Regions from separate parts of the Mus musculus genome. Here regions 1, 2, 3 and 4 are each linked to region 5. A link is a loop called in an ENCODE intact Hi-C map of the cell type or tissue named here. Cell type or tissue: heart. All regions are shown on one strand.

What was found. Peaks named below come from ENCODE experiments on the same cell type or tissue, not always from the same donor. Only the 100,000 strongest peaks of a DNase experiment are listed, where the experiment ranks them.
Region 1: a loop joins it to region 5, with 8 times the contacts of the local background. A loop is called at or near these places in 40 of 42 quality-filtered maps.
Region 2: a loop joins it to region 5, with 6 times the contacts of the local background. A loop is called at or near these places in 7 of 42 quality-filtered maps.
Region 3: a loop joins it to region 5, with 4 times the contacts of the local background. A loop is called at or near these places in 34 of 42 quality-filtered maps.
Region 4: it touches region 5 in a loop (6-fold over the local background); 11 of 42 quality-filtered maps call a loop at or near these places.

The regions. Positions count from the first base shown.
Region 1 is chr2:71,596,935-71,601,934 of GRCm38, reverse strand. All of the region lies in intron 1 of Gm36857 (a long non-coding RNA gene), which reads right to left. Among named protein-coding and RNA genes, the nearest start is that of Gm36857, 8.1 kb to the right of the region's middle. In heart, CTCF peaks have their summits at 2,932 (motif pointing left) and 4,847; a DNase peak (open chromatin) is centred at 2,924; H3K27me3 peaks cover 1,256 bases.
Region 2 is chr2:71,153,322-71,158,321 of GRCm38, reverse strand. It overlaps Gm39576 (a long non-coding RNA gene), which reads right to left and starts at 3,125. Exons shown (of 3, transcript XR_866408.1): 1 at 2,540-3,125; 2 at 1,132-1,417. In heart, a CTCF peak has its summit at 2,638 (motif pointing left); no DNase peak of the experiment used is centred here.
Region 3 is chr2:71,578,692-71,583,691 of GRCm38, reverse strand. No RefSeq gene overlaps it. Among named protein-coding and RNA genes, the nearest start is that of Gm36857, 10 kb to the left of the region's middle. In heart, a CTCF peak has its summit at 2,556; DNase peaks (open chromatin) are centred at 2,531 and 2,841; H3K4me3 peaks cover 1,027 bases; H3K27ac peaks cover 539 bases.
Region 4 is chr2:71,650,453-71,655,452 of GRCm38, reverse strand. No RefSeq gene overlaps it. Among named protein-coding and RNA genes, the nearest start is that of Gm36909, 2.7 kb to the left of the region's middle. In heart, a CTCF peak has its summit at 2,822; a DNase peak (open chromatin) is centred at 2,782; H3K4me3 peaks cover 474 bases; H3K27ac peaks cover 1,071 bases.
Region 5 is chr2:71,813,928-71,818,927 of GRCm38, reverse strand. Itga6 (integrin alpha 6) reads right to left here. Exons shown (of 26, transcript NM_008397.4): 2 at 2,174-2,298; 3 at 368-447. Among named protein-coding and RNA genes, the nearest start is that of Itga6, 29 kb to the right of the region's middle. In heart, CTCF peaks have their summits at 1,766 and 1,965 (motif pointing right); a DNase peak (open chromatin) is centred at 4,757; H3K27ac peaks cover 1,198 bases.

The DNA.
Region 1 (5,000 bases), 220 kb after region 5:
CATCTCCCCAGCCCCTCTCCTCTTTAATGGCCCTCCCTCATCCAAAACAAATAAACAGATGAGGTGACCTGGCATCATTATGTATAACTGAGCACACAACCACAAGAATCGAATTTCCCAGGTAATTGTGTTTTTCCAAATTTGATAACTATCATTATTCTATCATCCTAGAATACTTACACAGAACTCTGTGCCAGGCGCTATTCAAAGCACTTTCCATGTACAAATGCAACTAGCTGTTCCTACCCTGTGAGGCGGCTCCCAACTGTCTGTCACTCCAGTTCCAGGAGATCTGACACTCTCACACATACATGCAAACAAAGAACCAGTGCTCATAAAATAAAAATAAACACATCATTAAAAAAAAAGAATAATGTGTAGATAGATAGATAGATAGATAGATAGATAGATAGATAGATAGATAGATAGATATGTATCTTCAAGGCCCAGGAATCTTTACAAAATGCCACCTCCCAGTTATAAAATGCAAGCTAAAACTATTTATAAACTTATAAAAACCAAGCCACAGAGCGTGTCCTGATTCAAGAGTCTGTTACTACTTTAGTGACACAAAACAGAGAAGCAGACAGGCCTCAATGTTACAAAACTCAGTCACATTCTTACTTCAAAAGAAAAACTGCTAAGCCATCCTCTGCAGCAAGGCAAATCTAGTTCCACATGCTCATTAAAATATTCATTAAGATTTCCTCTGGGGGCATGTTGGGGAGATGGCTCAATGGCCAAGAATACTAGCTGGAGCTGGAGAGATGGCTCAGCAGTTAAAAGCACTAATTACTCTTCCAGAGGTCCTGAGTTTAATCCCCAGCAACCACATGGTGGCTCACAACCATCTGTAATGGGATCTGATGCCCTCTTCTTGTGCGTCTGAAGACAGCTACAGTCTGAAGATGAACCACAGCATAGTCATATGCATAAAATAATAAACAAATCTTAAAAAAAAAATAAGAATACTAGGTAGTCTTCCAGAGGACCTGGGTTCTGTCCCCAGCATCCACATGGTAGCTCATAACCCTCTATAACCAGGTCCAGAGGATCTGACATCCTCTTCTGGCCTCTGCGGGCACTGTATATGCCTGGCACACAGACATACATGCAGACAAAATTCCATTCAAAGAAAATAATAAACAAATAAACCCTTTTTGTAAAAAAAAAAAAATTTAAATCTACTTCCTTTAACAGGGTATGGGACCTGTCTCCAAGTCCATTGTATGAATAGACATTTAATATTAATCTAATTAATCAAGTTTCTAATGCACCTTTTCAGCACAGTCATTGATTCATTTTCAGTCTGTGAAATAAAGGCCGTCTTCCAGGCTGATGGCCAGCTAGATGGACCCATACGTAAGATGGGGTCCTGTCCACTGCCCTGGACTCTCAGGATGCAGCTTGTCTCTCCTTTCCTGGCCAGGAGGATAGATCTAAAGTGAGCTGTCATCGTTCTGCTGCAGATTTTGGATCAGGTTCAATTTTATAACCTTGAAACAGAGGCTTTTCCTATGGGTGCTCCAGCTGCTACCGTGTGCGTGTTGAGCATCTCCCAAAGGCTCCCCGTGTTAAAGGCTTCACCACCAGAGTGGTGCTATTGATAGAAGCCAGAGCCTTTAGAAGGTGAGGCCTACTGGGAATTCCTGAGGTCGTTTGGGACTTGCTCTCAAAGGAGATTATAGAATCCTAGCTCCACCTCCACCCCCACCTCTCATGGGTACATGAATGCTCTCTCTCCCATCCATAAAGTGGACAACCCTGCTCTACTGTAACTCCCATGCATCCCCACCTCTCTCTCTCTCTCTCTCTCTCTCTCTCTCTCTCATCCATGTAGACTGTTCTTTACCATACACTCCTTTCACGATACATTGCTTCCTAAAGCAACAGGACAAACTAATTTTGGACTAAAACTTTCAAAACTGTGAGTCTGTCTTTTTTTTTAAATAACTTGCTTATCTCAAGTATTTTGTTATAGTCACAGAAAGCTCGCTCACACACCAGCTAACCTTGGAGTTAAGTTCATCAGCCTCAGTTTGTGGGTACCAGAAAAGCAATGCCATAGCAGCGTGCTTATTCGCCTTCTGTTCAAAGACTATCTGTGAACCTAGCATTGGTCAAGAAGTACAGGGGAACGCCAGGGCCAAGAAGTGGGAGTGGGTGGGTAGGGGAGCAGGGCGGGGGGAGGGTATAGGGAACTTTCGGGATAGCATTTGAAATGTATATAAAGAAAATATCTAATTAAAAAAAAAAAAGAACTATGCTGAGTACCCGTTGCCTAATGAAAAGTGAACTCCCCGGCTAACCTGTGGTTTAACTGCTTTCAGAACAATACCAAGTGACCCTCTTAGTCCAGCAGGCCACATATCAGTCTCACAATCTGAAGGGCAGTACCAAGCACTTGGGTCATGGTGTGTTTTGTTGCTCCCCCTGATTTCATCATGACCTAGGAAAGCACCTCTCTCGGAAAGTACTATTTTTCATAGAAGCGATATATATCACAACCCTGAAATCATATCATGAAAAAAACAAGTCAGTAAACCAAGCCAGTAAACTCTCTCTGAATTTTTCCCATCAGGTTTAACTTACTATATATTCATATTTACTGCCAGACAAGTGACGATACTAAAGGGGTAACAAACTATAGACAGCGGGTTTCATTTGAGGGAACTGAATCCATGTGTGTGTGTGTGTGTGTGTGTGTGTGTGTGTGTGTGTGTGTGTGTGTGTGTGAAAGAGAGAGAGAGAGAGAGAGAGAGAGAGAGAGAGAGAGAGAGAGAGAGACCCAATATAACTGGGCACCCCAGTTTGGGATCAGCTGCGGAAATGCCACTACATTCTTTACTGTGCAGATGGCCTCTGAGGGGCTGAGGTGGGAGGGGAAGGTCACACTTGTTAAAGGGTGACACCTACTGGTGGGATAGCACACTGCATCTCAATTCTACTAGACAGTGGAGTGCCCAGCAATCACAATGCCTAGGTAGAGCGGTTGGAGAGAGTTTTGTTCCCTAGCATCCTAACCCTCTTCTACCATGAGTGGCCCGCTCCCCAATAAGACATCCCAATTTCTAACACAGAAACAAAGGCTTCGAAGCTCTGCTTTCCCTAACAGTGGGCTCAGCCCACTGAAGAGGATCGCCAATGATTTTGAATCTCAAGAGGCTCCTCTAAGAAAGATTGGGAGCATAGAAACACCGGAGGCGGGAGCTATCGATGGTGTCCTGGCCATGCCGCAAATGTTCGGATCTGATTATTTCTACTGTCTGCTCCCCCTCTCACACACTTCCTGCTTCTGCTTCTGCACATATGCTGTAAATTCTGACTGCCCACGATCCTTCCAATAAAGCCACTTCTCCATTTAAGGTAACGGAGTCAATTTCTGCTGGTTAGAACTGGCAACTCTAGCTGGAACACTGTCAGACATTTGAGTAGCAGGCACTATGTCACAACAATACAGGTCTCAGTCGCTCCTCCCTCCCAAATACTTCCCTTGCCAAAAACAGACAGAAACGAGGCAAAAGAGACTAACCTGGTTGAGTCACACAACTAGCTTGGCAGAACCGTGGAACAAACCCAGCCAGTCTGGTGCTGTAATTGATTCTCTCAAACAATTCACAAAGCTTTTGGTTTTTTTTTTGTTTTTTAAAGCTAGGACTTGGAAAAGAGTGAGAGTCCTAAAGTCTGTGAGCACATGGCGGGCACCAGCAGAGAGAAGGCTTGCAGCTTCGTACAGAAGGTGACCCTGAACACAATTTCACCATGAGGCTAGAGAGACTCACGTGTCTTTCACTGGCAAGGGGACTCTTTCCAAATCCGAAACTGTGTTTTGTGTGTATGAATGTAGATCTGTCTTGTTAAGAAAGGCCATCGCCTATGGGAGGAAAAGCCTGGATCTACCCACTAGATGAAGCCATGCATGGATCAGATTAAACTCAAGTTCCAGATTTGAAGCTCCAGCAGGAAGTCCCTACAAAGATGCAGACCTACCAGAATATGGACTTGGTTTAGTTGCTTACTTATTCATTTAGCTATTTGGGTTTTTAAAGATTTATTTATCTTTATGTTTTGCCTGAACATATGTCTGTACACCACAAGCATTAGATTCTCTGGAACGGGAGAATTGCAGACAGTTGTACACTGCCACATGGGTGCTAGAATGAAACCCGGGTGTTCTGCAAGAGCAGCCAGGACTCTTAATTGCCCAGACCATAGTTACTTGCTTTTTTTATTCTGAGTCTTAACCCAGCTCAAGCTGGTTTCGAACCCTCTTTATAGCTGAGGTTTATAGCTGGCCTTGAACTCTGACTTTCTTCCTCACACACCCCAAGCTCTGGGGTTGCATAGCCACCATGTCCATCTTTTTCAGAAGGTGACTTTTAAAAAACACAAACAAGCCAGGCATAATTGCCACACTGGTAATATCCCAGCCTTCAGAAGCTGAGACAAGAAGGCAGTTGGGAGTTCAAGAGCAGCCTGTGTTGCTATAAAGCACGTTCCAGGCTACCCTGAGACATGCCATGAAAGCCTATCTCAGAAAGACAACAAAGGAGCTAGAGAGACAGCTCAGTGGTTAAGAGCATTGGCTGCTCTTGCAGAGGACCCAGGTTCAATTCCCAGAACCTATAAGGCAGCTCACATTTATCTGTAACTCCCATTCCAGCAAATCTAATGCTCTGTTCTGGCCTCCACAGGCAACAGGCACATATACTCATATTTGGTACACATATATACATGCAGGCAGAACATTCATAAACATAAAATAAAAATAAATCACAGGGGAAGTGGGATCAACAAAGGAAGAAAACAATAACCTTGAGTACCACCATTGCTCTCTGGTGCCCACCCTGGGCGGGGTGGGTAGTTCAGAGTGACTTCTCATTAATCCAGGCAGGTCTCAGTGTACACTCCTGGGGTTTTAGGGACCATTCACTAAAGTAAGACAGGACATCTTACTCCTCTTAAATAGCAAGTACTGAGTGTAAGACCTGCCGTCAGGC
Region 2 (5,000 bases), 660 kb after region 5:
TTACTAATCCAGAAGGGAAGCTGCCCACGGTGTGGCCACCTGGAAGGCAGAGAGCAAGCTGAAAATGAAGAGCTGAACAGTTTCTTCTGGAAAGCAGTTCTCCCTCCCCGTCCCCGCCCACCCTGTGAATTGGTCTGAGTGAGCATCATTGAAAGCACAAGCTCCATTTATCCCTGTCCCTTATGGGTGGGAACTGTAATGTTTGATACGATCGGGAAGTCTGAGATGAGGCACAGTCGGGTGGAGATCGATGCTGGTCCTTGCTGCTGTGTCCACGATACTACAGGAGCAGCCCAGCCTTGCTGGAGGCCCCTCTCTGTCTGTGACTACTGGGTCAGACTCAGTGTCCCATCAAATTCTACAGACCACATGGCTTCATCAAATCCAAGTATAAAAATAGCCATCCTCCTGTGTCACGTCAAACCATGAGTAATAAGTTTGCATAGCATCCCAGAGACCAGCTCCCTGTGTTTATCAACTTTCCCCGGCAGCACACAGAATGCAGAGACACTCACTGGCTTCAGCCAGAGGGAAAGGTTCTAAGCAGGGACACTCATCCTAGAGGAGGCTGGGATGGACCACCCTCTCCGTACAGGGATGTGTTCACCAATCAGAAGTTCCCTTTAACACCATCTTCTGGGGTTTGGGTCATGGTTGATTAAAATGTTGGTCCTTGGGCTGGAGGGATGGCTCAGAGGTTAAGAGCACTGAGTGCTCTTCCAGAAGTCCTGAGTTCAATTCCCAGCAACCACACGGTGGCTCACAACCATCTGTAATGGGATCCAATGCCCTCTTCTGTTGTGTCTAAAGACAGTGACAGTATACTCATATAGATTAAATATTTATTTAAAAAAAAAAAGCAAAAATAAAAAAAAGTTGTTCTGTGGCTATTGACCTCAGTTGCCTTCCCAGAGGCTTAGAATGAGTGGGCTTGCAGGCTCTAATTTGGGAGCCTATTAGGAATAACAAATGTGGTTCCTCTTACCCCCATTACAAAGGCAATCCCAAGGATTTTAAGACTTCCATGCTGTAGGGGATGGAGGACACCCTGAGGAACTGAGTTACTGTTGACGTAGGAATGGCCTTGTGAGCACTCCAATGCCTCAGCTCCACAGAAGCAGCAAACCTTACCTCAGGGGGCCTCAAGCGGTGGAGAAGCTCTGCTCAGAGGCCGGGAGATTAACTGTTCATGGATGTCCGAGCGGCACGTACAGAGACTGGATATTGAAGCTTCCTCCTGGGTGTTTACTGCCTGCGAATGCTTACGTTGGGTTCCCAATCTGGGCTCCGACCCCATCTGATCCCAGCTTTCCTGTACCTGGGCCTGCGTGTGTGTTCTTCCTTTATTCCCACAAATCCTCCAGTCTGGATTCCAGGACTCAAGCCATTCAGTACTACGTTAGGAACTAGAGACACCCTTAAGACACAAATTATAGAACCTTTAGTTACGTATTTTGGATTGTTCATAAAGCACAATTTAAAATTTCACACTGATATTCTACAAACATATCTTGAGCATCAATTAGATTATCTTATCAGAGTCTCCCAGTGCCCTGAGAACTCTAAAGACAGGCGTCTTTAAGTCCATCACAGGAACAAGACAGCCGGGATCTTAAATCCTCTGGAAAAGCTCCGGTCGGAGCCTAAGTCCTTGAGCTTCAAAACCAGGGCTTCCTGCCAACCACAGAACCTCCCATGACTTGCCCTCTGCACATCCCAGGCCCATTCAGAATGCTTACACATGAAAATGTGAGCCTCCGTTACTTTGAAAATAAAGCACTATCCGCCCTGACGTATCTGAAGACCACTGTCCTCTGAGAAGCTCAGGCTCCCGAGGAGCCAGAGCCTGGCTGGGCTCTTCTCAGTTGCATGGATGTCAGCCATAACAAGCTATGAGAGGAGCCACCCACAACTCTTTGTAGCTTACAGGTCAAATATCCTGCCACTTAGTCTAGTGCTTCTCTTTGAATATTCTAAATGAGGGCTTCCCTTGACATGAGTTATCTGATACCTAATGCCCCGTTGAAATTAGTTTCTTTTTAAAATACACTATTTTTTTTTAGAGTGTGTTTGTGTCCATAGTAACACTGCATGGAGGTGCCCAGAGTCCCTGTATCTTTGTCTTCATACATGTGACATAAGTGGTGTATAGTCCATGGATTTGGAGTATGTATGAGCATAGGTTCATGTGTGCATACATGTGAATGTGTATGTTCCTATATATGTGCATATGTATTATATATATATACACATATGTATATGTATATATATAATACACACACATTATTCTATATTCTATATTCTATACTCTATATATTATCTTTGCCCTAAAGCCCTTTGTGTTCTCTGTCACACTATCTTGGACACCTGACAATCTTTTATATTCTGCATAGCTCTACCTGGTCATGCTTTCAAATAAAGTTTTACCATCAGATATACAAAGAGAAGAGCAGTTGGGAGCTTTATTATACATCAAATGATTGCTGTATTGTAATTGTGATTAGAATTCCAATGCCAGCTCTCAAAGAAACAATCAAACCTGGTTCTGCAGCTAAACCTTCAGGTTGGCTTAGAAGCCAGAGAGGTGGCCTCTCCTTCCGCGGCCATTGGCAGTCATGGGGTTGCTGCCACCTGGTGGCTATTGCTTGTAGTGCAGCGAGCGAAGCCGTCCTAGCCAGAGTGAGCAGCCAGGGAAAAAGGACCTGCAGTCAGTCACATTGATAATGCTTCAGCTGAGCGCTCTTATTACCTGGGAAGACCAAGAGCCCGTGCGGTTTATTATGGGTTTGTGCTGTTTATTAATCCACAACAGTATTGTTTTTGATAGACAACCTAAGATTAAGGCTAATAAAGGACTCTGGAATGTGGACTCGATAATTTTGTTGGCTTGAGAACAAAGAAGAAAGTCAGTAAATAGTACCTGGATCCTCCAGTAATTACTCCATCTTATAAATTACTGTTTTCTCCTATTCCAGCCCACAGTCTGTCATTCTTGAAAGTATGATATATTAATTTTGAGCTAAGCAATATCCACAGGGAGTAATCAGAGTTGGCACCGTACAGGTGTTTCCCAATGAAAAAGGTTACTATTGGAATTATTTATAAACGCATCAGAAAGCTGAATGTTAACCGAATGATTTCTCATCTGCTCATCAAACGCAGGAGTTATATATGCACCAAATGGCTCCCTCCGTCTGACATTCCAAAGGTCATGCTCACCTCCTTCAGGGTGAGAGTACCCTGCCGTGTTATCTTTCTGATTTCTCATTTTCAAAGTTAGTTTTAATTTGCTTATTACAGCATAGTTAACTCCCTTGAATATTTCATGTTCATCATTCCTATTAATTTTTATATATGTCATATATATAATATCCATACGCAGTATCTGATCTCATGTTTTAAGGTTTTGTTTAAATAGAATCTGCTCGTCTGCCTGTGCTCTCCCTGCCTCTCCCCCCAACCCCTGCCTGCCTCATACAGCCCTGACTGGCCTGCAACTCACTATGTAGCCAAAGCTGACCCAGAACACCTGATCTTCTGCCTCAACTTCCTGAGTACTGGGACTAGAGGTGTTGTCTTAGTTAGGGTTTTACTGTTGTGAACAGACACCATGACCAAGGCAACTCTTCTAAGGACAACATTTAATTGGGGCTGGCTCACAGGTTCAGAGGTTCAGTCCATCATCATCAAGGCAGGAACATGGCAGCATCCAGGCAGGCATGGTGCAGGAGGAGCTGGGAGTTCTACATCTTCATCTGATGGCGGTTAGTAGAAGACTGACTTTCCAGATAGCTAGGATAAGGATCTCAAAGCCTACACCCACAGTGGCACACCTATTCCAACAAGGCCACACCTTCTAATAGTGCCACTCCCTGGGCCAAGCATATACAAACCATGACAGGTGTATACTACCAGGCCCTGGTTTATAAAGGACTGAGAATTGAACCCAGGGCTTCATATATAGCAGATACAAAATCTGCCAATATGCCACCAGCTCCTGCATCTTTGTCTGTAACTTGATTTGCTCTCAGTCATCATCATGGTTGAGAGACACATGCAAATCCATAGGTTCTTTCTGTACAGCTTTCTGTCATCCTTACACAACAGTGGCTAGTGTCAATCCTCATGACAAAGAGAAGAATGCAAGAGCCGTGTCCCCTTCTGTGATCTTGTTTGAGAAGTCTGATAGTGTCTTAGTTAGGGTTTCTATTGCCCTGATGAAACACCGTGGCCAAAAGAGCAAGTTGGGGAGAAAAGGATTTATTTGGCTTATACTTCCACACCACTGTTCATCAGGACAGGAACTCATACAGGGCAGGAATGTGGAGGCAGGAGCTGGTGCAGAGGCCATGGAGGAGTGCTGCTTACTGGCTTGTTTCCCTGGCTTGTTCAGCCTGCTTTCTTATAGACCTCAGGACCACCAGCCCAGGAATGGCACCACCCACAATGGGCTGGGCTCTCCCATGTCAATAATTAATCAAGAAAATTCCTTACAGCTGAATCTATGGAGGCATGGCCTCAATTGATGTTCTCTTCATTTAGATAACTCTAGCTTGTGTCCAGTTGATATACAACTAGCCAGGACATAAAATATCACTTCTACCATGGTCAGTCTGTTGAAAACAAGTCATGGAGATCTCGCTGTTCAAGGGAATGAAGCTGGGCTCTGCCTTCTGTTGAGAAAACTCATTAAAGAATCCTTAGCTACATTTTAAGGCCGTTACAGTTATCCCACAGAACGTAAGTTATTTTCATTTTCCTCTGGCTGCAAAATGTACTCACTACCCACCTTAAGCCCCTTAACCAACACAGCTCCTGTGGTGCTAGACTCAAGCCTGAGGTCCACAACCTTGACATTGAAATCAAGTCTAGAGGTGGTGAGGCTCTTCAGGTACCGCTGACTCAAAGAGGGGTGAAATAATTGAGCCTTGTTCATCTAAACAAAAGACTGGAGCTTCTAGGGAAACAGAGGTGCCACAGGCTCTGGGAGGCTTAGGAGG
Region 3 (5,000 bases), 240 kb after region 5:
GAGAGGAGAGAGAGAGAGGAGAGAGAGAGAGAGGAGAGAGAGGAGAGAGAGAGGAGAGAGAGAGAGGAGAGAGAGAGGAAAGAGAGAGAGAGAGAGAACACACAGTGGGGCTTGGATACAGCAGTAGCTCTGTTTTCTTAGTGAGATGGAGAAGGAAATCTCCTGAACACCAGAGGCTAAAATTATTTCAATTCCTATAACGGGAATGAAGGCAAGAAATGAACTCTGTGCAGACTCGTCCAGTGCAAGAGAGGGGAAAGTGACCCTAAGCAAAGCTGGCAGCTGGGCATTCCTCTGTGGCCAGGCCAGAATTCTACACACATCCCATTCACAAATTCTGTTACACGGCTAGCAAAGGCTAATGGGAGGGGAGAGGGGAGAGAAAGAATGTGCAATTCAGATAACAAGTGACAACAATAACTCCCCAGAGGAATCCTGGGTCAAGCTGGGCATCTTAGGTAGGGCTCTAGAAGGTGCTGAGGTCACAGAGCCTCAGAGACCTCACTTGCATGTGAGGGATTGCTAGACAGCATCTATTGAGATGTGAGGACTGAAGTTTACAGTGGTTTCTCACTCTGAGACTTAGGTTTTACAGATGGGTGGGGCTAAAGTATAGAAGCTGGAAGGAACTGGAGTGGATCTGCTTCTTCCAAAAAAAAAAGTGCATGAAGATAGGGCAGGAAAGACAGCTCAGCAGCTAAGAACAGGACAGAGCCTGTATCATCCTGATTGGACTTTTAGCCTGCAAATGTGTGAACTGAATAAACCTCTTTTCTTTATAAAGGTAGCCTGCCTCTGGTATTTCATTATACTAATTGCAAAATGAATTAACAGAATTATTTTTGCAACCCCTAAACGATCAAAAGCCCAACAGAAATGCAAAGGACATTAACCATCGAGTTCGAAAAGCCTCAATAAGATGTTTTTAAAGATGCAAATGAAAACATGAGAGCCCTAATTTTAGTTTTATATCTCGGAAAATTTTTTAAAGCTTGGTAAAGCTAGAGTTAGTATTATAGGATGGGGGTGGGAAGTAGTCTGGAGGGTAACTGGTAAAGACCTGTAAAGGCTTAAATGCATGTATTCTTTAAGGCGACAATTAAACTTTTAGAAACGTTTCCTATAGAGGCAGATGCACACTCAAGTCACAGGCACAGATGTTCACAGCAGAATTGTTCGTAATAGCAAAAGGCTGGGGGCAAACTCAATATCCTTCAATCAGGGATTGATTGAATAATTATAGGTTCCTGGTATAAAAGAACACCAGGCAGCCACTCCTAAAGGATGCAGTGTCTACACACGTGCCTGTGAAGCCATCTCCAAGATCCTTGATGGGGTAGGAGCGTGTCAAGGATGACGACGAGATTTGATGGTGAGGAGGGTTTTTTTGTTTTTTGTTTTTGTTTTGTTTTTAAGGCTACAAACTTGATCTGGGAGAAAACCAGAGGAAGTGTGCAGACACAGTGGAGGTCTGGCTAAAGAGGAAAGCTATTCACTTCTCTGCCTCGTGCATTCTATTTTCCATTTTAACATCAGTGTGTGTGTGTGTGTGTGTGTGTGTGTGTGTGTGTGTGTATGTGTGTCTGTGTGTGTGTATGTGTCTGTGTGTGTGTCTGTGTGTCGTGTGTCTCTGTGTGTGTCTGTCTGTCTGTGTGTGTGTTTCTGTGTGTGTATGTGTGTGTCTGTGTGTGTGTGTTTGTGTGTGTTCCCACAGAGAGGTCAAAGGATAACTTTCCTGGAATGGTTCTGCACTTCCACTGTGTGGGTTTGGGGAATTAGCTAAGGTTGTCAGGGTTGACTACACTGTGTCTTTACCCACAGAGCCAGCCTCCAGCCTTCGAATCCCCATTTTAATAACAAGCTAATTGGACTGGAGAGATGGCTCAGTGATTAAGAGCACTTGCTGTTTTTGCAGAGGGCCTGGGTTCAGAGCCCAGCACCTAAATGGTGGCTCACAACCAACTTCAAGTTCTGTTCTAGGCGATCCAACACCTCTTCTAGCACCAGGCGTGTACATGGTGCACAGGCATGCATGCAGGCAAAACATGCATACACATAAGTTGAAAGAAATTAATCTAAAAGAAAAAATAGCTAATTAAAAATATTTAATAAACATTACGTTAAGATTGTAGAGGTCTGTGGTATTTTAGACTCTATGCCCCATTCAAGCAATGACAACGCATGGAAAATTAAATGATGGGGGCTCACCATGGAGGAACGAAGCTAGGGAAATGTATCTAACAAAATACAAGTGTCAGCATATGATAAACCGCAGACAGAGCAATGGCGCAGAGCCGCCCTGTGCCCACTCTGGAAAGGAGCGCGCCCAAGACCACGCGCTTTCAGGGCGCACGCAGGATCCTCGGAGCCATTTCTCCTTCCGATCCATGAGAGACCCCACGGTGTCCCTAACGGTGACGCGAGTGGGTCCCGCGGGCTGGAGCGGTGCAGCCGCTGGGACCCGCGGTCCCATCCGCAGGCTTTGCGGTGGCTGCCCCGCCCTCCCCATCCGGCCCGGGTCAGGCTCTTTCCCGAGGCCACAGTGCGACCCAGCGGGCCGCGGGGAAACTGCGCCCGCCGCCGGGGACACCGGGAGCCGCCGGCGGAGAGTATTTGCCAAATCAACGTTGCCAGATCTGATTATCTTTCTTGCTTTCTCACATCTGATGATGTGGCTGAAAACGAAAGTTCTGGGACGTTCTGGTGACTTGGGGAGGGGGGTGGGGTGGAGGTTCTGGTTTACAGTTTTCACACTTTTGATAGTTTGGGAGCCCAAAGAAGGAACCCTGGCTTTCCTCTCAAGGGTGATTCTGACAATCATGCAAAATCTATTTATAATCGCGCAAGCCGACTCAACCTAAAGCTGCCTGCTTCTGCATTTAGCCTCTTGTACAGACAGAAGCGACCCTGAGTTGAGGAAACAGAAAACAGAAGTAATGGGTCAACCGCAGCACTCACACTCAGATTTTACATTTATTGTTGATTGAACATTAAATGGCTAATACTGTGTATATAATGCTGCGCCCTTGTCCAACGTACCAGTGATGCGCAATGGATGCCCCACCATTGGTTAGTTCAGTCCCTATTATATATAATGATATGTTATATATAATGTATAATATGCATCATATAATATCTGTAATTATATAAATATTTATATAATATAGATGTAATATTATAATATATTAGATAAATATATATAATAGATAATAGAGTAAAAACATATTTTACAAGGGAAAATACCCTCAGAATGTAAGATTCAGTTTGAGGTGTTGGTGGCCAACTTAAAAATATAAGTAGCTTCCTTCTTAGAAGTGGGACTCAAAATACCCATTGGAGGAGATACAGAGACAAAGTGTGGAGCAGAAACTGAAAGAAACGCCATCCAGAGAATGTCCCACATGGGGATTCATCCCATATACAGTCAACACACCCAGACATTACTGTGGATGCCAACAAGTGCTTGCTGACAGGAGCCTGATATAGCTGTCTCCTGAGAGGCTCTGCCAGTACCTGGCAAATACAGAAGTGGAGGCTCACAGCCATCCATTGGACTGACCACAGGGTCCCTAATGGAGGAGCTAGAGAAAGGACCCAAGGAGCTGAAGGGGTTTGCAGCCCCATAGAAGGAACAACAATATGAACTAACCAGAAACTCCAGGGCTCCCTGGGACTAAACCAGCAACCAAAGAAAACACATGGAAGGACCCATGGCTCCAGCTGCATATGTAGCAGAGGATGGCCTTGTGGGACATCAATGAGAGGAGAGGTCCTTGGTCTTGTGAAGGCTTGATGCCTCAGTGTAGGGGAATGTCAGGACAGGGAAGCAGGAGTGGGTGGGTTAGTGAGGGAGGGGGAACGGGGATGGGATGGGGGGGGTGGAGGGGAAATGAGGAAAGGGGATAAAATTTGAAATGTAAATAAAGAAAATATCTAGAAAATCTCTAATAAAAGTGTGTGTGTGTGTGTGTGTGTGTGTGTGTGTGTGTGTGTGTGTGAAATTAAACAAAATGAGTAGGGGGAAATACCTGTGCATACAGACAGATGCATTTTGTCACAGGGAAACTTGAAACATGAAGTAAGGTAACAATTTGAAATACTGCTTTCTTTCCCTCCCTTTTGTTTAAGCACATGTTGTTGGCCTTGAACTCACTGTATAACCCAGGCTGGCCTGGAACTCCAGGCAATCCTCCTGCCTCACACCTCCTGAGTGCTAGAATTACAGATGTGTGACACCTGTTTGGTTGGTTGGTTGGTTGGTTGGTTTAATGTGAATGATCCTTTGTGAATTGGTGTGTACTATATGCATCCGGGAGCCTGCAGAGTTCAGAAGAAAGCATTGGATCCTGTGGAACTGAGGTTATAAACAGTTAGTTGTAAGCCCATGTGTGTGTGTGGGGGGGGGGGGAACTGAACCAGGTTCTGCAAGAGCAGTAAGTGTTCTAACCACTGAGCAATCTCGCTGGTCTCTCATTATTTGATCTTTTAAAAATAATTTATTCATTTTTTACTTTATGTACATTGGTGATTTGACCCAGTATATGTCTATGAGAGGTTATTGGATACCCTGAAACTGGAGTTACAGATAGTGAGCTTCCTGTGCTGGGAATTGAACTCAGGGCTTCTGGAAGAGCAGCCAGTGCTCTTAACCACTGAGTCATCTCTCCATCCCCTTATTATTTTTTTAACTATGTGTGTGTGTGGGGGGGTGTATGAGTGTAGGTACCCTTGGAGGCCTAAAGGCATCTGATTACATGCTCTGAACCGCTGAACCAGCTCTCTTGCCCCCTAAGAAGTATTTCCTAAGGTTTACCAGTTTTATTTACATAGTTTTTTCTAATTTGTGTATAAGGCTGTAATTTAATCCTAACCATAATTACATAAATTTAAAGTTTAAAGAATTTAATTGTTTAATTGTCCCATAGTTCAGATCTTGACCTCTGACATAGTCACTAGCTATATTGATCAGTTACAGCTGTGTTGATCAATTACTAAATTAA
Region 4 (5,000 bases), 160 kb after region 5:
CCAACCCGGGGGGTGGGGGGTGGGAGATGGGCTAGCGGTCTCCCGGTGGGGGAGGCTACAGCTGGCTTTGGGGGCACAGGTGTGACCTTTGCCTGGACAGGGCCACAGGGTCAGCCTGACCTGAGAGAAAATCCGAGGCTAACCGTGACCCACAGAACAGGTTCCCACCGGCAGACTTGCCACCAGCACTGTTGCTGTTTCTCAGGCCTGCTCTGTGGGAATCTGACCATTAGGACAGAAGCAGTAGTAGCCAGTCTCAGTGCACTGGGAAGCACGTGCAAAGAGTGGCAACTCTCCTACACACACTTATACACATCCCTATACATGCACCTATACCTCTAGACACACACCTACACACACATTCCTACTCTCACACCCTTATATATACACACACCCCTACATATACATGCCCCTATAAACACACACACATACACACACACACACATGCACACACACCAAACACAGATACACTTACCTACACACACCCCTACACATACACCTATGCCCCTAGACACATACATACAAACACACTCCTACACACACAAGCCCCCTATGAACACACTCATATACATACACACAACCCTATACACACATAAACTATATGCATACACACACCCCTATAAACACACAACCTATATACACATACATACACACATACCTATATGCATATACACACACCACTACACACCCCTACAATACACACATACACACCTATAAACACACACAAACCTACACACACTGTGGAGTGGGGCTGCTGTAAAGGGCTCCCCTGCTCTCTAAAAAGCAAGAGCGTTATGGATCTCAAGTCTCCCACACTGGACATAGGCATATATTTTGAAATGCTTAACATTTTCTTTTTTTTTTTTTTTTGAGTTAATTTGAGCAATAACCAATTGTAATAGATCTTCATTCATGCCATATGAAGATTACAAGATGAATCTTTTTTTATTTTTTATTTTTTTTTAATTAGGTATTTTCCTCATTTATATTTCCAATGCTATCCCAAAAGTCCCCCATACCCACCACCCCACTCCCCTACCCACCCACTCCCCCTTTTTGGCCCTGGCGTTCCCCTGTACTGGGGCATATAAAGTTTGCAAGTCCAATGGGCCTCTCTTTCCAGTGATGGCCGACTAGGCCATCTTTTGATACATATGCAGCTAGAGACAAGAGCTCCGGGGTACTGGTTAGTTCATATTGTTGTTCCACCTATAGGGTTGCAGTTCCCTTTAGTTCCTTGGGTGCTTTCTCTAGCTCCTCCATTGGGGACCCTGTGATCCATTCAATAGCTGACTGTGAGCATCCACTTCTGTGTTTGCTAGGCCCCGGCATAGTCTCACAAGAGACAGCTATATCTGGGTCCTTTCAGCAAAATCTTGCTAGTGTATGCAATGGTGTCAGCGTTTGGAAGCTGATTATGGGATGGATCCCTGGATATGGCAATCACTAGATGGTCCATCCTTTTGTCACAGCTCCAAATTTTGTCTCTGTAACTCCTGCATTTTCTTTATATGTATTGATAGGAACATTTAAAATTTGCTTTCGTGGAAATTATGCGTATGTATGTGGTATATGTTTTACAGAGTGTGTGTGTGCCCGTGTGTGGAAAACTATCTCAGGTGTAAACTATCTCTAGTCAGGGTATAAAGCACCTATGAGAATTACCTTTGTTTTTCTAGATTTTCACAGAGCTCTAAACACATACACAAAAACACACAAAACAGAAACCAACAGATCTAGACACACTCGACCCTTTCTTGTCCTCCACAAGCAGGCAAAAGAATTAGACGATGTTGGAGGGGGAAGCTTCCGCTTCAACATGTGCACATGTGTGTAGGCTAAGTGGGAGTCAAGGCAGTCTTCCTCCATCTCTTACTATGTTCTTTTTCCAGACACATCTGTCATTGGAGCTCAGGATTCAGCTAGACTGGTCAGCCAGCAGACTCCAGGGATCCCCATCTCTGCCTCTTGAGCATTCAGAGAGGTCCTTTCTTGGCTTCTGGAATTCGGCGAAGATCCTGGCAAGCCCAGCCTTTGGGCCCATGGCTGCCTCTGACTCACCATAGGCCTCTGATGAGTCCAGTGACATGTTCTACCAACAGATACAATTTTTCAAAAGCTGGAGTTTTATCCTGGGGCCCCTTGACTCCTTTGGTCTCCTTAAGTTCTCTTCTCCTTCTTCTCCTTTTTCTTCTCTTTTTCCTCTTTCTCCTCCTCCTCCTCCTCCTCTGCAGCTTTCCAGTCTGTCCTGACATGTACACACCCATTCTGCAGTCCACCTATAGATGGTCCCATTAGCATAGAGACAATATGAGGGAGGGATTTGTTCTGACTTCTTTTAATCATGTCTACCTTTTTGTTTTATTCTCCATTCTCTCTTTTTCTTTTTAAAATCAATTTTAATTATTTTTATTAATTTTAAGTTGTTATACAAAATAATAGATTTTATGGTAACATTTGCATATGCATGTATCCTCACTGTTATACCTCCTTAAGGAAACTGCATTCCCAAAACTTCCCAGCGTGTCTCTTGAAGGCTTTATTTTCATGTAAGGAAAGAAAACATGCAAAGAAGGCAAATCAGAATCCCAAACCTCAAGCTTCAACAAGGAGTGGCCCGTCTGCCAGCCACTCCCCATGTGTGAACTTGTCTAATAATCTTTTCAATCCTGAGACATAATTTGGGTGACTAATATCCCCTGGGATAGGCCAAACACTTGATCCCTCCCCACCACGCCCAGATCCTCAAGTGGGTCTCAAAAACATGCTGATTGTTATGCTAGGCCAGAACCTTCAAAGCAAGATGCTGCCCTCTTCCTGCAATGGCTGGCCTTGACAGAAGCCTTAGAAAGATGGTTGGTAGAGGCAGCTGGGGGGGAGGGGGAGAGACAGCTGTCAGGCTTTTGAGAGAAGTCAGAAGAAAACGAGGGAAGAGAGAGGATGAATAAATGAAGAGGTGGGTGAGGGAACTCAGTTGGGAAGACACCCTCTGGCCATCTGGATTTGCACAAGGAGAACAACCTGGGAGTCCCTCCCATCTGCCGCATTCCAGTGCCTGAACTCATATCGGCGCCCGGGCTGGCAGGGAGCCGCCTTTCTTGTTGAGGTCTGCAAAGTGCAGAGTACGGGAAAGCCTGAGACAGGTTTAGGTGGGGGAAAGAGGAAATAGGCTATTCGTCATCAGGTTTCTTTGCTTGCACCAAAGGATCAGAGATGTGACATTACCTCCCTGCGTTCAGGGCCTCTACTTCTCTCCCTGCCCCCACAGTAGGGTTCAAGACCTTAAATTACAGAGATGAAGAATTTCGCATCTCTCTGGAAAACCAGTCAGGCTTTTTGTTCCCCTTCCTGCTCGCTCCTTTTAAATCCTGGGATTTTCCATCATTAACCATCAAATGAATTCTTAAATAGTTTCTTGCTAATCCCTGTCTAGGTGATTACACACACACACACACACACACACACACAGAGAGAGAGAGAGAGAGAGAGAGAGAGAGAGAGAGAGAGAGAGAGAGAGAGAGACAGGCTGAAGCAAGCAGCAGGGAGCCGTGTATTGATGACAGCAATCCTGAAATTATTTCAAAGAGAAGGAATGCCCTGGGGGTTTGCCGGCAATAAGTCCTTCAGAGGTCTAGGGAAGCTGATCTGGGGGGGGGGGGAGCCTGATTGCCCCATCCCTAAGCTGCCCTGTGGGTGTGGCTGCTCCAGGCCCCCCCCTCCCTTTTGGATTTTACATTTTATTTATTTAGTTATGACTATGACAACTATCCCAATTTCCTAGGAAGTTTTCTCTTGATACTGCTGCTGTACCAAGGTATAAGGGCTGCAAGTCTCATCAGATATACGGACCATAATTTTTGACTGCAAATCATGATGCTGGGTAATGTTTGAATGAAAACATTTGATATGGATGGTTAAACGAAAGATACCAAAAGGTCCCTCTCTTGAGAAGTAGGTCGGTGGCTTGGAACTCTGGGACTTATCACTCAGGAAGGGCTGTGTAGGAGGATAGGTGGCTTAAGAAGACAGCTCACTGTAGTCACAAACCTTAGAGACTCCATTTTCTGGTCAAGAAGACATTCTGCTTTTTAGCTTTCAAAATACTATCGCTGGAGACCTGATGTAACAATTTATTTAGCATGCTAAACTGTGGATGGAAACAAACAAACAAACAAACTGCTGATGTAGTTTGATTGTTGCAGTTTTTAAAAATCCCATGCAGGAGGCTCCCTTCATCCAGAGTTTGCAGCTTATTTTAAAAAAGGAGCCACCCACCGATATGTGGATTTTTATTGCAATTACTCATAGGCTGAATATTATTCCACCATAAAAAAATAGTAAAGCTCTATCCAGGCAGTGTCACAGATGACTCTCAGAAGCACGATGCTAGGACAGGCAAGATAGCTCTGGGAAACAGGCCTGATGCACAGCCAGACAACCTACATTCAACCTGCAGAAATCATTTAAAGGTGGAAGGAGGGAAGAGACTTCGCAGAGCTATCTGTCCTCTGACCTACACACACACACACACACACCATACACATTATGTACACACACTCACACTCACATATATATATATATATATATATTTATATATGTGTGTATATATATGTATACAAACATATATATACATATATATATATATACACACACACACATGTACACAGACACCATATATACACATATACACACCACACACACAAACACAACAATAATAAACATGTTTTTATAACGGATCATGCTAAGTGAAAGAAGCCACAAGAGGCCACATGGTACGTGATTTCATAAAGTGCCCAAATGGACAGATCTGTAGAGACAGAAAGCAGACTTGTGAGTAACATGCCAGAGAGGAGAAAGTGTGAATGCTGGCCAATGGGGACATTTTACAATTAAACAGTAGTGGTAGTTGAATATCTTTGAGAGTAGATTAAACATCCCCAAATGACAGGTTGTATATTGTATGGAATTTTTTTAATGCTGGACTCTAAGTCGGAGAGTGT
Region 5 (5,000 bases):
TCTATAAAACTCCAAAATGTTCCTAGGGCAGAAATGGTATCCTTTGGCTTTGCTTTTTCACTTTGTTTTTGTCTAAAGAGCAGCTAGTATTAGAGATGTTAAAAAAATGTGTTATTAAGGTCTTTGAATCTGGATATTTTAAGGTCTCTCTCTCTCTCTCTCTCTCTCTCTCTCTCTCTCACACACACACACACACACACACACACACACAGAGGAGACTTGAAGTTTTGGCTCATTCCTGGCATCAGGTCTGGTGTTAGAGCAGGGTGCTTCTTGCTCAAAGGTAAACAGAGGCAGGAGCTTGGTGGCCACTGCTGTGAGCCCATAGCCAGTCAGCACTGAGGATGGTGCGGTTTTCCACACTTACCACCACTTTGCCCCCTGGACCTTGGCTCTGAACAGTGACTCCCATCCACTGGTCTTCCTTGCTTTCTGACATAGGATCAGCTGCAGAAGAACATGGGTAACACTGACAGTTAGTGTGTTGGAGTGACCAGAAGCCTACACAGATCCACAGGGTAACATAAGAAGACTCCACGCCTGGCTACACAGGAAACTCAGTGAATCCTGAACATTGGTTTCTTATCTCAAGGAGACTGTGACATGGTTACCTGAATCATTCATAAAAACTCTATACCTAGGATGTTTGAAACTTGTGTAACGGAGAAGTAGATGCCTCTGATGCAGCAATGTAAAACATAGTGTCTCAACTAACAGAAAATGGGTACTTCTCTGTTCATTCCTCAATGCTTTATACAACAGACTCAATTATTGTCTTAAATGGAGAAGGGAAAGAGAATACACAGAAATATCACCATGTGTTCATTTCATTATCAATTTAAATCTATTTTTGCCTTCCTTAATGAGAATAAAAATATTAAGGTGCTATCTAGATACTAAGACTAGTGGCATTTTACCCTTTTTTCTTTACATGTATCTGTATATTTATAGGTTTTCTGCCATTATTATGGAGCATTTCCTAATCAGTAAGAACACACTATTCCTGAAGAATGCAGGCGACAATGCGAACACGAGCCTGCTTGTCTACTTAGGCCAATAATCAAATTTGGTTTCCTCCAAGCTTCTGGGAACACTAATGGCTCTGCCCAGCCTACCGGAAACCAGGTAAATTAGCTGGTGGTACATATGGACTCCATTATGGCATCTTCCAGCCACCCAGAGGCTTTATAAAATGGGATATTAAAATAAAAGGGAAACAAGCCTGTCTTTCAGAGGTGGCAGCTTTAGCTGGGTAAGAGTCGGGAGTTTAAAAGACCCTTTTGGAGGCTGGAGAGATGGCTCAGCTGTTAAGAGCACTGGCTGCTCTTTCAGAGGAGCTGGGTTCAATTCCCAGCACCCACATAGCAGCTCACAGCTGTCTGTAACTCCTGTTCCAGGGGTTCCAACGCCCTCACATGGACATATATGCAGCCAAGTCACCAATGTGCCTCCTGAAGAATTTTGAAACTTATTTTGGCTCTACCCTAACTCTTGTACCACAATCTCCAGGGAGATTTTACTCATGCTGTTCCGTTCTCATTTTACAGGATTTTCAAGAAAAGTTTTTCAGGGCTAGAGATGCAAATTGGTGGTAAGGCACTTGAATAGGATACACAAGGCCCTAATACCACAAAAACAGGCAAACATATACAAATACATGAGTTAAATAATAAAGAAAAGTAAACAAAATAAGTCTTTCCCCCCAGTTTTTTGTTTGTTTTTTTGTTTTGTTTTTGAGACAAGTTTCTCTGTGTAAACTCCTCTGTAAACCAGACTGGCCTCACACTTACAGAGATCCGCTTGCCTTTGCCTCCTGAGTGCTGGGATTAAAGGTGTAGGCTGTCACCACCTGGCTTCTGCCCCCCTCCCCCAACATTTTAACAATACGTGACTTTTTTCCCCCCTTCTAGTGTTTCTTCACAGCCATGAACTCAATTTTGCAACAGTCTCAACAGACCACTAGGTGGCAACATAAACACACCATTCTAGTTTAACCGGGATGAACCGAGGCAACAAGTATTTTCAGGACAGATAAAACACTCAAGACTGACAAAAAATTAAAAGTGAGAGGCCTTCTCTGCAGGAATAAATGCTTTGTTTCCTGTCCTATCTGGTGGCAAGTGTCACATGGCACAGACAGGCTGGCCAAACGAACAGTGAGGGCAGAACACACCGTCATTATCAAATTCAATCCGTGTACAAGGTCCCCGGGAGGTGATGTCACAGCTGTACAGGCCCCCTGTTCTGTTCGCCCTCTGCAGCGGGAGTGCTTCTGCCCGAGGTGCCCCCACAAGCAACCTGGTGACAAAACAGAAAGAACTTAGGGACTTGAATGTTGCATATTTTAAAGTCTAGCCAGAGCTGTGGGCATCATTCTCTGCCCTGCAGCCCACGAGTCCCACAGCTGCTGAGGAGTGGAAGAGAACAAAGATAGAGGCTTCCGGGGCACAGGTCTCACAGCTGAGACGGAATGACACCTGGTGTCAAACAGAGGAGAGTGAGCCTGTCCCTTACAGAACTGGCAGGTAGCTGGGCGCAATGCTGGTATCGGAAGACACTCTTCATAGAACAAGCATAGACCATGTGACTCACAGAACAGTTTTCTCTCTCAACTCTAGGTGGGAAGCAGCCATCATGTTCTATCTAGTAGGTACACATCTGTTTCCAACGCTGCCTCCCCCCCCCCCCCCCCCCCCCCAGGTACTGTACTGGCTGGTTTTGTGTGTCAACTTGACACAAGCTGGAGTTATCACAGAGAAAGGAGCTTCCCTTGAGGAAATGCCTCCATAAGATCCAGCTGTAAGGCATTTTCTCAATTAGTGATCAAGGGGGAAAGGCCCCTTGTGGGTGGTGCCATCTCTGGGCTGGTAGTCTTGGGTTCTATAAGAGAGCAGGCAGAATAAACCAGGGGAAGCAAGCCAGGAAGGAACATCCCTCCATGGCCTCTGCATCAGCTCCTGCTTCCTGACCTGCTTGAGTTCCAGTCCTGACTTCCTTGGTGATCAACAGCAGTATGGAAGTGTAAGCCGAATAAACCCTTTCCTCCCCAACTTGCTTCTTGGTCGTAATGTTTTGGGCAGGAATAGAAACCCTGACTAAGACAGGTATCCTCCAGGGAACACTTTGACTACACCTAGCTTTGCAACACTGTATCTACAGATTAAGAATCCAACTCTTGCCCATGTCACAATTAATCTCTTCCCTTTTTCTTTTTCTTCAGCTCTATTGAGGATATAGTTGACAAGGAGAATCTCCATCTATTTAAAGTGCAACACGTGATGTTCTGTCTCATGGGTACATGATACAAGCTCCCCCATATCAACCAGTCTCCCACAAAGGCTGAGAAATGAAGTGGCAGCTGTGGGTGGGACATTCCTCTTCTCTCCACCCCAGACTTTCCCCAAGGAGTGGCTCCTAATCCCAACTCATGATCGGCAGGCAGCGGAGAGCTTTCACTTCATTAGCAGAGGGGCTGGCTGGTCACGTGGTTTACAACCTCTAGGGTAAGAAACAAACAATACAAGAGACAGAAAGAAAGAACACACACCGGACCACACAGAGAAGTGGAAACCAGAGCTTTGAGGTATGGGCTGGAGATGGAAAGCCAGCTGGGAACAAACAATAAACCCTCTGAAGGGAGCAAAGTGCACTGGGAAGCCTGCAGGGTCAGGTGCAAAAGGAACAACAAAAACCAACGCTAGCTAACATCAGCAAAGTGCACTGGGAAGCCTGCAGGGTCAGGTGCAAAATGAACAACAAAAACCAACTCTAGCTAACATCCCCACTACCTCTTCCTTGCTGGGATGGATCCCAGTTAAAAAGTAAATACACTAACGGCTATGCTGCTGCAGGTGCAACAGGGGGAAGGGGATCACATCTGCCCAGGAGAAACAGGAGCATGACGATGGCTTCCATGGGGACAGTGGCTGCCCTTCCTACCAGACAGATAACCCATCTCCTCACCTGAGGCAGTTCGCACTGCCCACTTCTAGTTCCAAGTCTACATTGGAAATGATGAACCCGCACACACCAAAGCAACGGAACTGAAGTGGAGACTTAGGGAAGCAATTGCCCCCCGGGTCCCCAAATTTATCAATCAATAGGGGGTATAGAGAAGCCAGGGTGCAGGGGTCTGCATAGGCCCACCAGGTATCCAAGTAACACTGTCCCTGCAGGAGCTCACAATACCTGAGAGACGAGGTGGCCTAGAATGTGCAGAGAATGGGTTTTGATGCTTGGCAGATGTGGGATGGACCCTGTGCTGGGGTGGCTAGAGAAACAAACAATGAGCTGAACCATGAGTAAACAGAAGCTAAGGAGCCTGCACCCTCCCATTTGATAGGAAATCGAGGCCTTGACAGAGATTAATTATGAGGCCTCTGGACCTCACAGCCAGGTGCCAGGCAGGACAAAGATTACCTAGAAACAGTGTCCCTGTCCCTGCGTAATGAATGCTCCCCAAGAAACAAAACTGAACAACTAAAACGTTTAGCACAAAAGCCAGCCTATAACAATGACACACTGAAATAAAAACCACTGGCATACTGACAGATTTAAGTCTGACTCCCAGCAGGCGAAGGGAAAAAGAACCCAGGCCCAATGGTGGGTAAAGGTAACCAACTGCCAAGAGGAGACTCAAAGGGCAGCTCCGACAGCCTAGACAGCTTTCCCTCCTCTAACCACTTCCTCTTACACACACCCAAGGAGGCTGCTAAGGGTGGCAGGCTACTTCCTGTTTACCAAGCTCCTCCTACAGCCAATTACTGCTTCAACAAGTACTGCCCCAGGATGCATAAGGGACGGCCTCCCAGGTAGCTTCCATCTCCTAAAACTCCAGTGTGGCTCCACCTGATCCAGAAGTAGCTAGCTCAGAAAAGGACTGGGAGGGAGAGGGCAAGTGCTTTGTAGAGAGAGTGCTACCAGGAAATGACAGCAGAAGAGACCTAGGAGGGACAGCAGAGAACAGGCAAGACTGGCTTTGCTTCCAAGGGAGGAGCTAG